Linked DNA regions of Homo sapiens: region 1 is linked to region 2. A link is a loop called in an ENCODE intact Hi-C map of the cell type or tissue named here. Cell type or tissue: endothelial cell of umbilical vein. All regions are shown on one strand. Links, peaks and the distances in the headings refer to the core of each region. The heading gives the core; the rest is flanking DNA. Region 1 overlaps ATP9A (ATPase phospholipid transporting 9A (putative)). Region 2 overlaps ATP9A (ATPase phospholipid transporting 9A (putative)).

Region 1 (5,371 bases), core at 96-5,095, 56 kb after region 2:
CTTTCATCTCTCGCTGTTCCCTGCTTTCCTGATGCTTTACGTCTTGCTGAAGGAGTTCTAGCCTTTGGCCGTGTGCATGCTGTTAGCTATTCACCTGTCCCACTTTCTCACATCTCAGGGTGCCTTTCGTCTGTTATTGGTAAACACAGTGTCCTTCGTCTGTCTAATTCTGGCCTCAACTCTCCCACAGAGTTTGTTGACAGCCACCCCTCTGATTCTCCAACCCCTTTCATCCATTATTTGTTTATTGCCTCCTCCCCTCCACTGGAATTGAGTTTCACGTATCCCCAGCCCTTAGAACGCCTGGCATACAGCAGGCGTTCAGTAAATGCTGTCTGGCTGTTGAGACAGGGTCTCACTGTTGCCCAGGCCGGAGTGACATGATCACGGCTCACTGCAGCCTCTATCTCCTGGGCACAAGCGATCCTCCCACACCTCAGCCTCTCGAATAGCCGGGACTATAGGCATGTGCCACCACATCCAGCTAATTTTTATGTTTTTGGTAGAGACAGGGTTTTGACATGTGGCCAGGCTGGTTTGGAACTCCTGGGCTCAAGCCATCTGCCTGCTTCGGCCTTCCAAAGTCCTGGGACTACAGATGTGAGCCACTGTGCCTGGCCCAGTCATGTTTTTTGGGTTGAATGGAACTCACTGCTTTTATTCTGTACTGTGGAGTCAGATGCAGGTGTGAATCCCAGCACTGACCTGTTCTAACTCTGAGACTTTGGGGGAAGGTGGGACATCCTGAGTCTCCTTTCCTCGTCTGAAAGCTGGAGATGGAACTACCTTCTTCTGAGGGCTATTGTGAAGATTAAATGAAACCTTCAAAATCTGTACAGTGCTGAGCACAGAATTAGCATTTAATGTTAGCTTTTACTGTTTATCTAAACATCCAGCAAAAATTATATAGTCTGATCATAATCCTATAAATCAAAGCATGTAGCAATTATAAATTAAAAAGTAAATCAGTCATTTGGAATTAGTTAGCTTCTTTCTTTTTGGTGGTGTTGAAAATTAAGACTTTTTTCCCCCGGTACTTTGCATCTAAGTCACTGTTAAGTGGTGTTGAAAATTAAGACTTTTTTCCCCCCACTACTTTCCATCTAAGTCACTCTGAAGGCAAATAAATGATCTTTCATGAAGGGCTGAAGTTATTCCAGTGCCCTGTGAAGTGGGCATTTATTTCTGCAACGGCCTCTGTAGCGGTTGAACCCTTTCCTGGAGAGGCAGGAAATAATGGTGCTGGAGTCACTGGCAGCTGTGTGTGGGAGCGTGTACTTCTGGGTGTATTGTGTGTTTGCAGGCTGGGCACTCTGTAAAGACGTGTTGAATTGAAATGAATTAAGATGGTGATGTATCTTGAACCTGCTGCTTTGCAGGCACAGTGAAGGTGAAGAGTTCTAACATCCAAGTTGGAGACCTTATCATCGTTGAAAAGGTGAGCAGAATCTGGAAGCTTGTGTGTGGATACCACTTCATGGGTCCTAATGTGTCATTTGTGTATCTGGTAGACGAAGTGAATGTTGAATTTTGGGATTCTATCCAAAAACTTTGCCTGGGGAGAAAAATCTCTTTCCTGTGAGACAGACAGACAGACACACACACACACAGACACACACACACACAAATATTTTTTCAAGGTTTATATGCGTTGGTTAGCCAGAAATCCTGCTTACAAACACAAGTACAAGTTTTGATTTCCTGTTCGATGTGCTTATTATTTTGGGATAAAAAATATCATAAAGTTTTTCCTAGAAGTCTGCTTACTACATAGACACTTAAAATATTTATCTAATTTACCCTTTGAGCCATTTTAGCTTGCATTTCCTGACCTAACCATTGTGCTTGTCTATTATTTTATGGGGAGCAGGGGTTAAGTGTAACCTGAGAACAGTAAAAAGACCAAAAATACATTTTAAAAAATAGCCGTGTCAGTATGTTTGCTACTTTAGCAAACACTCATGTCTTTTTCTAGTGTGTATATTTGGAAGGTATTGGATTTTGAGGGGTGGCTCTGGAGAGGCTTGGAATAATATTTGATTAGAAAAGGGTTGTGTCTTAACTTGTTTCTGTAGAAATTGAGCTATGCTCTTTTAAAGGGATTAAATCCAAGAACTCAAAGCTGCTTTAAGGTAAAGTGAAACTCTTTTGGGTGGCAGCTCAGAAGAACCACACAACCCCCATCTATGTTATCACATACTTTTCTGTTCATAATTAAATGGGGGCTACTGGCTCCCCACACCCCCCAGTTTTTTTTAGAATGGCTTTTGTTGCTTCTTACTACTTTCCTTCCTTATTAAAATCCACTAAAAGCCAAACATCAAGCTGGTAAGTTGGTAGAAGCAGAAAGCGAGAGAGGAGGGTCTGTCTTGAGTCTCAGCAGACAGCCTGGAAGAGAGCCAGCTGGGGAGGCAGGCTTTTGGGATTTTGGGAGGTAATGGTTGAATGTGCCAGAAAACTAGAAGCTCTCTTTCCAAGATAAGATTTTGATAGGGGATTAGTAAAGTAGCAGCAGTGTGCAAGATTTTTCAGATTCAAAACAAAATAAATCCCCAAATCTGTCTTTGACAAAGGCAGAAACGTAAAAGAGTCTGTGAGTTTCAGTCCCCCCTGCCCCAACCCACCGAGGGGTTGGGGGTGGGGGCGGAAGCCCCCCTCCCCACCGCACAGCACACGGTCATTCATTCACAGTAACAGTCTTTCTTTTCATAACACAGAACCAGCGGGTCCCTGCCGACATGATCTTCCTGAGGACATCAGAAAAAAACGGTAAACATCTGAGATCAATTTGGAAAATAACCATTAACCTTTCAGTGGTAATTTGGCAAAATAATCATTTGAAAATGTCACAAAGTAGATTATCATTTTGGAGCCATGGAGGCAAATCAAAAGCATCTTTTTAAATAGACCGTGCTTTTTAAACAGTGTTGTTGGTGTTTTAAAAGTCAATAGATTGTGATCATTAAAAAATACAGTTTGTGGAACACCGGCTGACTCACAGCTGGTAAAGTCACGCATACAGTGGCTTTGGATTTCCTCTCCCGGCTGTGTTAAGCTCAACCTCAGGAGTTGGGACGAGGAAGTGTCTCTACCATGTAGAAGTAAACAGAAATCCTTTCTCTTCTAAGCTGATACCAGCAGATGTGTCATGATGGGGGCAGTACAGAAACTGGGGAGAGGTGGGCGTCTTTTCTGCCCTTTGTTCATGAGTCAGGGGACCTTGCCTATAGCACCTATTGATTTATTTATTGTAGCCTGAGTTTGTGGGGTGGGAATCTCTGAAGTCTCCTACAAGGCCCTTAACTCCTTGCAGTTGTTCCCTAGGGTGGCAGCTGTCATTGCCTGCCCACCCTATGAGTCTACTAAAATTGCCTTAGTTTTTTTTTTTTTTTTTTCCTTGAGACCGGGTCTTGCTCTGTCGCCCAGGCTGGAGTGTAGTGGTACGATCTCGGCTTACCTCAACCTCTGCCTCCTGGGTTCAAGCCATTCTCCTGCCTCAGCCTCCCGTGCACCACCATGCCCGGCTAATTTTTGTATTTTTAGTAGAGACGGGGTTTCACCGTGTTGGCCAGGCTGGTCTCGAACTCCTGACCTCAAGTGATCCATTGGCCTCCCAAAATGCTGGAATTACAGGTGTGAGCCACCACGCCTGGCCAAAATGGCCTTAGTTTTAATTTTTGTTATTTAAGCTGTTCTGAGGAAATAAGGCTGTTTTTCCCTTATCTGGCATGATCGGAGGTTTTTTGAATACATGAAAAATTTACATTCGTATTCCTTTGAGGATGCTGCAACGTATTTCATTATGAATAGAATTAAAGTACAAGTAAAATTTTATACTAATATGTAATCAGGACAGGAGATAAAAGGCACTAGATTAAAACAGCCTTTGAAAAACTGCAGCTTTGTCTTTAAATTCGTTCTTGTGTCCTATTTAGTGAAAACAGAGCATTATGGAGTAGGGCCCCTGACATGCTCTTTTTTTCTTGAAAAAACAAACAAACAAACCAAAATTATGAGTGTTCTACATTAATAGTTCTCAAAGACTGAACTGCAGTGGCAGTGAATGGGGTATGTTCTGTATCTGATGGAGTATACAGCTGACTACTTGCACGGATCTGTATGTCAGACTGAAAGATACACCTCTGAAATGTGCCAGCCCATAATGACCTAGTGCTTGCCTGGATCGATCAGTCCTGTTCTGAACTCTGCGCACGAATCAGCTCTTTAATTGTCACAACATCTCTACAGGGTCAGTGCTGTTCCTATCTCCACTTTTACACACGAGGAAACTGAGGCTCAGAGAGGATAGGCAACTCTCAGGGCACAAAGCTATTACGTGGCAGAGCCTGGACCTGCACTCAGGTGGTTTGGGTCCTGAGAAGGTGCTGGCGATGCCTGGCCAGACGGCTCGGAATGCTGGTCAACCTGTGCTCGTCCCCGTTCTATCTCCCCATTGAATCTTTACAGCAAGCTTGCGAAGTCTGCGTTTCTCCACGTTTTACAGACACTAAAGCTTGACAAGTCCAAGAAACTAGCTGGGGATCCCACTCAGAGGGAGTGGCGGAGTGAGGATTTGAACTCTGAGCTTTTTGACCCCAGAGCTTATTATGGAAGAAGTAGGAGATAGGATATGTATTTTCTCTTGTGGTCGCTGGCCATTGGTTGGCTGTTTTTACAAGGACCAGAGCAGACGCTGCCCAGAGCTGCCAAGGGAAGGGTGCTTGAGGTGCAGGTGACGGCACCCGACTTCCTTCCACAGGGTCATGCTTCTTGCGGACGGATCAGCTGGATGGGGAGACGGACTGGAAGCTGCGGCTTCCCGTGGCCTGCACGCAGAGGCTCCCCACGGCCGCCGTGAGTAGCTTTCCCTGCAGAAGCCCATGCGGGCAACCTATCTTAGCAGGGTTCTCAAACTCATACCTGGGGGGCCAGGCATGGGATGGCAACTTGTGAAGTGGGGCCAGTAGGGGAGCGTGGGGTCCTGGAGAGCCCCTGGGCCTAGTTGGCTTTCCTGACGTGACCAAAGCAGACCCCGAGTGCAGGGAGTGAGCTCTCCTGCGGGAAGCTAAAAACCATAAGGAGCCTTGCCAAGGGGCCTCACCAAAATTGAAAAGGTAAGCCAGAGCATGCCATTCCTCTGCTCAAAACCTACGAAGGTAGGCCAGGCTCAGCGGCATGCACCTGTAGTCCCCGCTCCTCAAGAGGCTGAGTCGGGAGGATTGCTTAAGCCTGCGGGTTCGAGGCTGCAGTGAGCCATGATTGTGCCTGGGAATAGCAACTGCACTCCAGCCTGGGCAGCATAGTGACACCTGTATCTAATAAAAGTAATAACCATAAAATAAAAAAAAAACAACCCTCCAAAGATTTCTCA
Region 2 (5,371 bases), core at 227-5,226:
CTCACTGCAACCTCTGCCTTCTGGGTTCAAGCAATTCTCATGCCTCAGCCTTCCTACTAGCTAGTATTACAGGCATGCACCACCATGCCCAGTGATTTTTTTTGTATTTTTAGTAGACACAGGGTTTAGCCATGTTGGCCAGGCTGGTCTCAAACCCCTGACCTCAGGTGATTTGTCCACTTTTGGCCTCTCAAAGTGCTGGGAATACAGGCCTGTGCCACCATGCCTGACCTAAGAAATTTATTCTTCTTTTTTTCCCGAGATGGAGTTTTGTTCTTGTTGCCCATGCCAGAGTGCAATGGCGCAATCTCAGCTCACCATAACCTCCGCCTCCTGGGTTCAAGCAATTCTCCTGCCTCAGCCTCCTGCGTAGCTGGGATTACAGGCATGCACCACCAGGCCTGGCTACTTTTTTGTATTTTTAGTAGAGACGGGGTTTCTCCATGTTGGTCAGGCTGGTCTTGAACTCCCGACCTCAGGTGATCCACCTGCCTTGGCCTCCCAAAGTGCTGGGATTACAAGCATGAGCCACCGCGCCCAGCGTTGGCTTCCTTTTCTGTATCTGAGATTGAGTTTTAGACATATAGGTTAGCCAAGTCACAGGAACACTGAGCTTAAATTGTCAAGTCAGGGTGGTCTGTCCTCCTGTGGGGCTCCAGGCTCCAGGGCCTGGCCAGGCACTCTCTTCTTGAATAGTTTATGTTATAAGGGGAGCAGTGAAAAAGTCTAATCTTTGTTTTCCTCTAATTGAAAAATGAGTACATATCTATGTAAAAAAAAATGAGAGAACAGGCCGGGCATGGTGGCTCGTGCCTGTAACCCAGCACTTTGGGAGGCTGAGGTGGGTGGATCACCTGAGGTCAGGAGTTCGAGTCCAGCCTGTCCAACATGGTGAAAACCTGTCTCTACTGGAAAAAAAAAAACCAAAATTAGCTGGGCATGGTGGCACATGCCTGTAATCCCAGCTACTTGGGAGGCTGAGTCAGGAGAATTGCTTGAACCTGGGAGGCGGAGGTTGCAGTGAGTCGAGATCGTGCCACTGCTCTCTAGCCTGGGTGACAGAGCGAGGCTCAGTCTCATTAAAAAAAAAAAAAAAGAAAGAAAAAGAAAAATGAGAGAACAGAGAAAACTGATAAAGGAAATGCTGGTATTATGTTATTTTTCCTTCAAAGACAATCACAATGAACACAAACCTTTTAGCAGATGATGTTTTCTTCCTGTTTGTTTCTGCGTGTACATTGTTTTATGACTAGGAACCATGTAGAACGTGGGTTTGTTGTTGTTGTTGTTGTTGTTGTTGTTGTTGTTTTTTGAGACGGAGTCTCACTCTGTTGCCCAGGCTGGATTGCAATGGCATGATTTCGGCTCACTGCAACCTCCGCCTTCCGAGTTCAAGTGATTCTCCTGCCTCCGCCTCTGCCTCCCAAGTAGCTAGGACTACAGGTGCACACCACCACGCCCAGCTAATTTTTGTGTTTTTAATAGAGACAGGGTTTTGCCATATGCAAATGACATTTTGAATGACAGCATATTTCTTTGAATAGACATCTCTAATTTACTTAACCAGTGCCTTATAGTCTCACAAGTTGATTTGTATTTTATTTTCACTTTACAAGTAATGTTTTCTTTTTCTTTTCTTTCTTTCTTTCTTTTTTTTTTTGAGACAGAGTCTGGCTCTTGTTGCCCACGCTGGAGTGCAATGGCGCCATCCTGGCTCACTGCAACTTCTGCCTCCCAGGTTCAAGTGATTGTCCTGCCTCAGCCTCCCAAGTAGCTGGGATTACAGGCGTGCATAACCACCCCCAGCTATTTTTGTATTTTTAGTAGAGACAGGGTTTGACCATGTTGGCCAGGCTGGCCTCGAACTCCCAGCCTCAGGTGATCCACCCACCTTGGCCTCCCAAACTGCTGGGATTATAGGCATGAGACACTGTACCCGGCCACAGGTAATGTTTTCATTCTGAATCCTGGCCCTTCCTAAAGCAAACAAAGAGAAAGTAGAGAGAGGCACTGACTCCTGCCCGGGGCCTGAGAAGTCACCTAACTGGGATCGGATAAGCCTGACCAACAAAGAAGCACTCAAAAATGCAGTTTTGTGTGTGATACCACAGAAAACCAGTGCTTAAGAATCTTGGCCTTGTTTTTGGATATTTCAGAGAATTGCCGGCTGTTTGAAAGGGCATCCAGATCTCTACACACTCACAGAAAAGTTAACAGAGGTTTATAGCATGAAGACTAAAAATAGCTACTGTTGATTCATCCGTTTATTCACTCCATAAATATTTCCTGAGCACTTACTCTGTCTCTGGCAGTTTTAATATTAGGGATATAGTGGTCAACACGTGCGAGAGAAATCCCTGACAGTGTGGGGCTTCCGTTCTAGTGACACACAGTAGTTTTTCTTGTAAGAATTTTGTTAAACTCCGTTGGTGTCTTGGGTGCCAGCATCACTGTCTTAGGTATTTTAAGTGGATTGTCTTAATGGCATCGTCCAATACTAGGTACTGTCATTGTTTTATTTTCCAGGAAACGGAGGCTTAGCAGGGTTAATTAACTAGTCCAGGGTCCCACAGCTCGTAAGCTGCTGTCTCTTGTCTCCCAGGTCTCAGCTCAGCTGTGTCTTTGGGACATCTTTCCAGACCATTCACTCTGTAGGAGCCACCTACCGCTGAGTAGCATATATTTTTTTTTTCTTGTTTTTTTTTTTTTGTTGTTGTTCCTACCTTGCCCACCTACAAAATGTAGGCTCTGTGAGAGCAGTGCCCTCGTTTGTCTTGTGAGAATCCCAGTGCTTAGCACAAAGGCTGGCACCTAGTAGGTGCTCAGTAAATACTGGCTGCTTGATTAAATGAGCGAGTGAATAAAGAAGAGGAGCGGCCGGGCGCGGTGGCTCACGCCTATAATCCCAGCACTTTGGGAGGCCGAGGCGGGCGGATCACGAGGTCAGGAGATCGAGACCATCCTGGCTAACACGGTGAAACCCCGTCTCTACTAAAAATACAAAAAAATTAGCCGGGCGTGGTGGTGGGCGCCTGCAGTCCCAGCTACTCAGGAGGCTGAGGCAGGAGAATGGCGTGAACCCGGGAGGCGGAGCTTGCAGTGAGCCGAGATTGCGCCATTGCACTCCAGCCTGGGGAGAGCGAGACTCTGTCTCAAAACAAAACAAAACAAAAACAAAAAACAAACAAAAAGGAATAGGAGCAACAGGGCATGGTGGCTCATGCCTGTATCCCAGCATTTTGAGAGGCGGAGGTGGGAGGATTTCTTAAGCCCAGGAGTTCGAGACCAGCCTGGGCAACATAGGGAGACTCCATCTCTACCAAGAAAAATAAAAAATTAGCTGGGCATGGTATTGCATGTTTGTGGTCTCAGTTACTTGGGAGGCTGAAGTGGGAGGATCCCTTGAGTCCAGGGGTTTGAGGCTGCAGTGAGCCATGATCGCGTCACTGCACTCCAGCATGGGATGGAGTGTGACGCTGTCTCAAAAAAAAAAAAAAAAAACAAAAAAAACCCAGAAACGTTAAAAAATCTCAAGAGTTTTGCATTCCTAATTCATTGGGGGTATAAGTGGTGGCAGGGCCCACAATGGGCTTCAGTGAGGGTACATGTTGAGCACTGGAGCCAGAAGGAGGATAAACAATGGAATCCTCATCTGCAGAGAAAAAGGGAATTCTTCCTTCCTGATGCCCCTCCCTTCTTCCTTCCCTTCTTTATCCGCGTGACCCATGGCTGCAAGGAAGGAGCCACGTCCAGCCTCCTGCCTCTTGTTGGACGTAGAGCTCTTAGACCCCAATGTGTGTTGCTCATGGACGCTCCCATAGCAGTGCCAGCTGCCATAGCAGGCTTGGAGGGAGGAGGCAGGTGGGCTTGGCAGTGCCAGTGGGGACCCTTGGTGTGTCTCTGCTGGGTTCCTGCCATTTGGATTCCTCCCTAGGTTGCCATCTAGACAATTGAGAGGTGGCTCTCAGATTCTACAACGAGATGAGATTGCCAGACTCCAGCTAAGAGGGCTGGCTCCGGGGTCAGCCTGCTGGACTCACATCCTGGCTCTGTCCCTTATGGGCTGCAAGACCCTCTGAGGTGCAGTGTCCTCATCTACAAGAGGGCGAGGATAGAAGCCCTTGATGTAGGACAGTCGGGAGGAGCAAGGCAAGTCATTCGCGTTGAGGGCTTTGCCACAGCGCTTGGCACACACTCAGCACTTACTCATGTTTTTGCTTATTGTTTTGGTGTCTAGGAAATTGCCTTCCACTGGATTCTGTCCTGTTTTCTGGAATTTTTTGGGCTCGTGCTGTGTGGGGTTGCCAGCCAGGCTCTGTGGCCTAGGTCTGTGTTAGAACCTATGACCGAGTGTCTTGGGTAAACACAAATGCATGAGGTGAGGGAGGAGTGCTGGGCACTGGGGCATGTGAAAGGGCCCAGGAGAATGAGTCATCAGCCCACGCTTAGTGACGGAGCACGTTTGTGTGCCAGGCCTGGGGGAGGTGAATGGTGTCTGCTCTCTGACCTACAAGCTCATGGCAAGATCAGAGGCTGCAGACAGAGCTGTGTGCTGTTTGGGCAGCGGGGTGAGCTTTATTATTTTATTATTATTTTTATTTATTTTGGAGACGGAGTCTTGCTTTGTCACCCAGGCTGGAGTGCAAGTGGTGCGATCTCGGCTCACCGCAACCTCCGCCTCCCGGGTTGAAGCAATTCTCCCGCCTCAGCCTCCCAAGTAGCTGGGATTACAGGTGCCCACCACTATACCCAGCTAATTTTATTGGACTTTTTTTCTTTTTTTAAGTAGAGACAGGGTTTCACCATGTTGCCCAGGCTGGTCTCAAACTCCTGAGCTCAGGCCATCTGCCTATCTCCCAAAGTGCTGGGATTACAGGATGAGCCACTGCACCCGGCCTATTTTATTTTTAGATTAGAAAAAAGTGTACTGAGTCAGAGTCACATGGTTTAATACTTAAAAGCTACAGAGGTGTAGCCATTGCAAAGTCAGTTTCCCTCCCACTCTCTCTAGTCAGCTACCCTGTACCCTTCCCCAGGCAGCCAGTCTTACCATGTTCTTCTGTATTGTTCTAGAAATTTTTAAGCATTTATCAAAAAAACCATGCATCTTTATATAGATAAATAGACATAGATTTTTTGTTTTTATTCTATTATTAATATACCCTACACAGTACATGTATTGTTCACTTAACAGTACATTCTGGCCGGCAGTGGCTCACGCCTATAATCCCAGCACTTTGGGAGACCAAGGTGGGTGGATCACCTGGGGTCAGGAGTTTGAGACCAGCCTGGTCAACATGGTGAAACTGTCTCTACTACAAATAGCAAACTTAGCTGGGCATGGTGGTGGGCACCTGTAATCCCAGCTACT

The links. A loop is a pair of places that touch in the nucleus more often than their neighbours do. Peaks named below come from ENCODE experiments on the same cell type or tissue, not always from the same donor. Only the 100,000 strongest peaks of a DNase experiment are listed, where the experiment ranks them.
Region 1: a loop joins it to region 2, with 4 times the contacts of the local background. A loop is called at or near these places in 13 of 110 quality-filtered maps.

The regions. Positions count from the first base shown.
Region 1 is chr20:51,693,491-51,698,861 of GRCh38, reverse strand. ATP9A (ATPase phospholipid transporting 9A (putative)) reads left to right here. Exons shown (of 28, transcript NM_006045.3): 5 at 1,380-1,438; 6 at 2,718-2,769; 7 at 4,760-4,854. Among named protein-coding and RNA genes, the nearest start is that of ATP9A, 72 kb to the left of the region's middle. RefSeq lists an enhancer at 1-302 and a silencer at 3,018-3,312. In endothelial cell of umbilical vein, for the core only: no CTCF peak of the experiment used is centred there; DNase peaks (open chromatin) are centred at 1,851, 2,221, 2,341, 3,041 and 1 weaker place; H3K27ac peaks cover 2,579 bases.
Region 2 is chr20:51,749,392-51,754,762 of GRCh38, reverse strand. The region is part of intron 1 of ATP9A (ATPase phospholipid transporting 9A (putative)); the gene reads left to right. Among named protein-coding and RNA genes, the nearest start is that of ATP9A, 16 kb to the left of the region's middle. RefSeq lists enhancers at 4,507-4,556, 4,304-4,914. In endothelial cell of umbilical vein, for the core only: no CTCF peak of the experiment used is centred there; DNase peaks (open chromatin) are centred at 2,282 and 4,372; H3K27ac peaks cover 3,169 bases.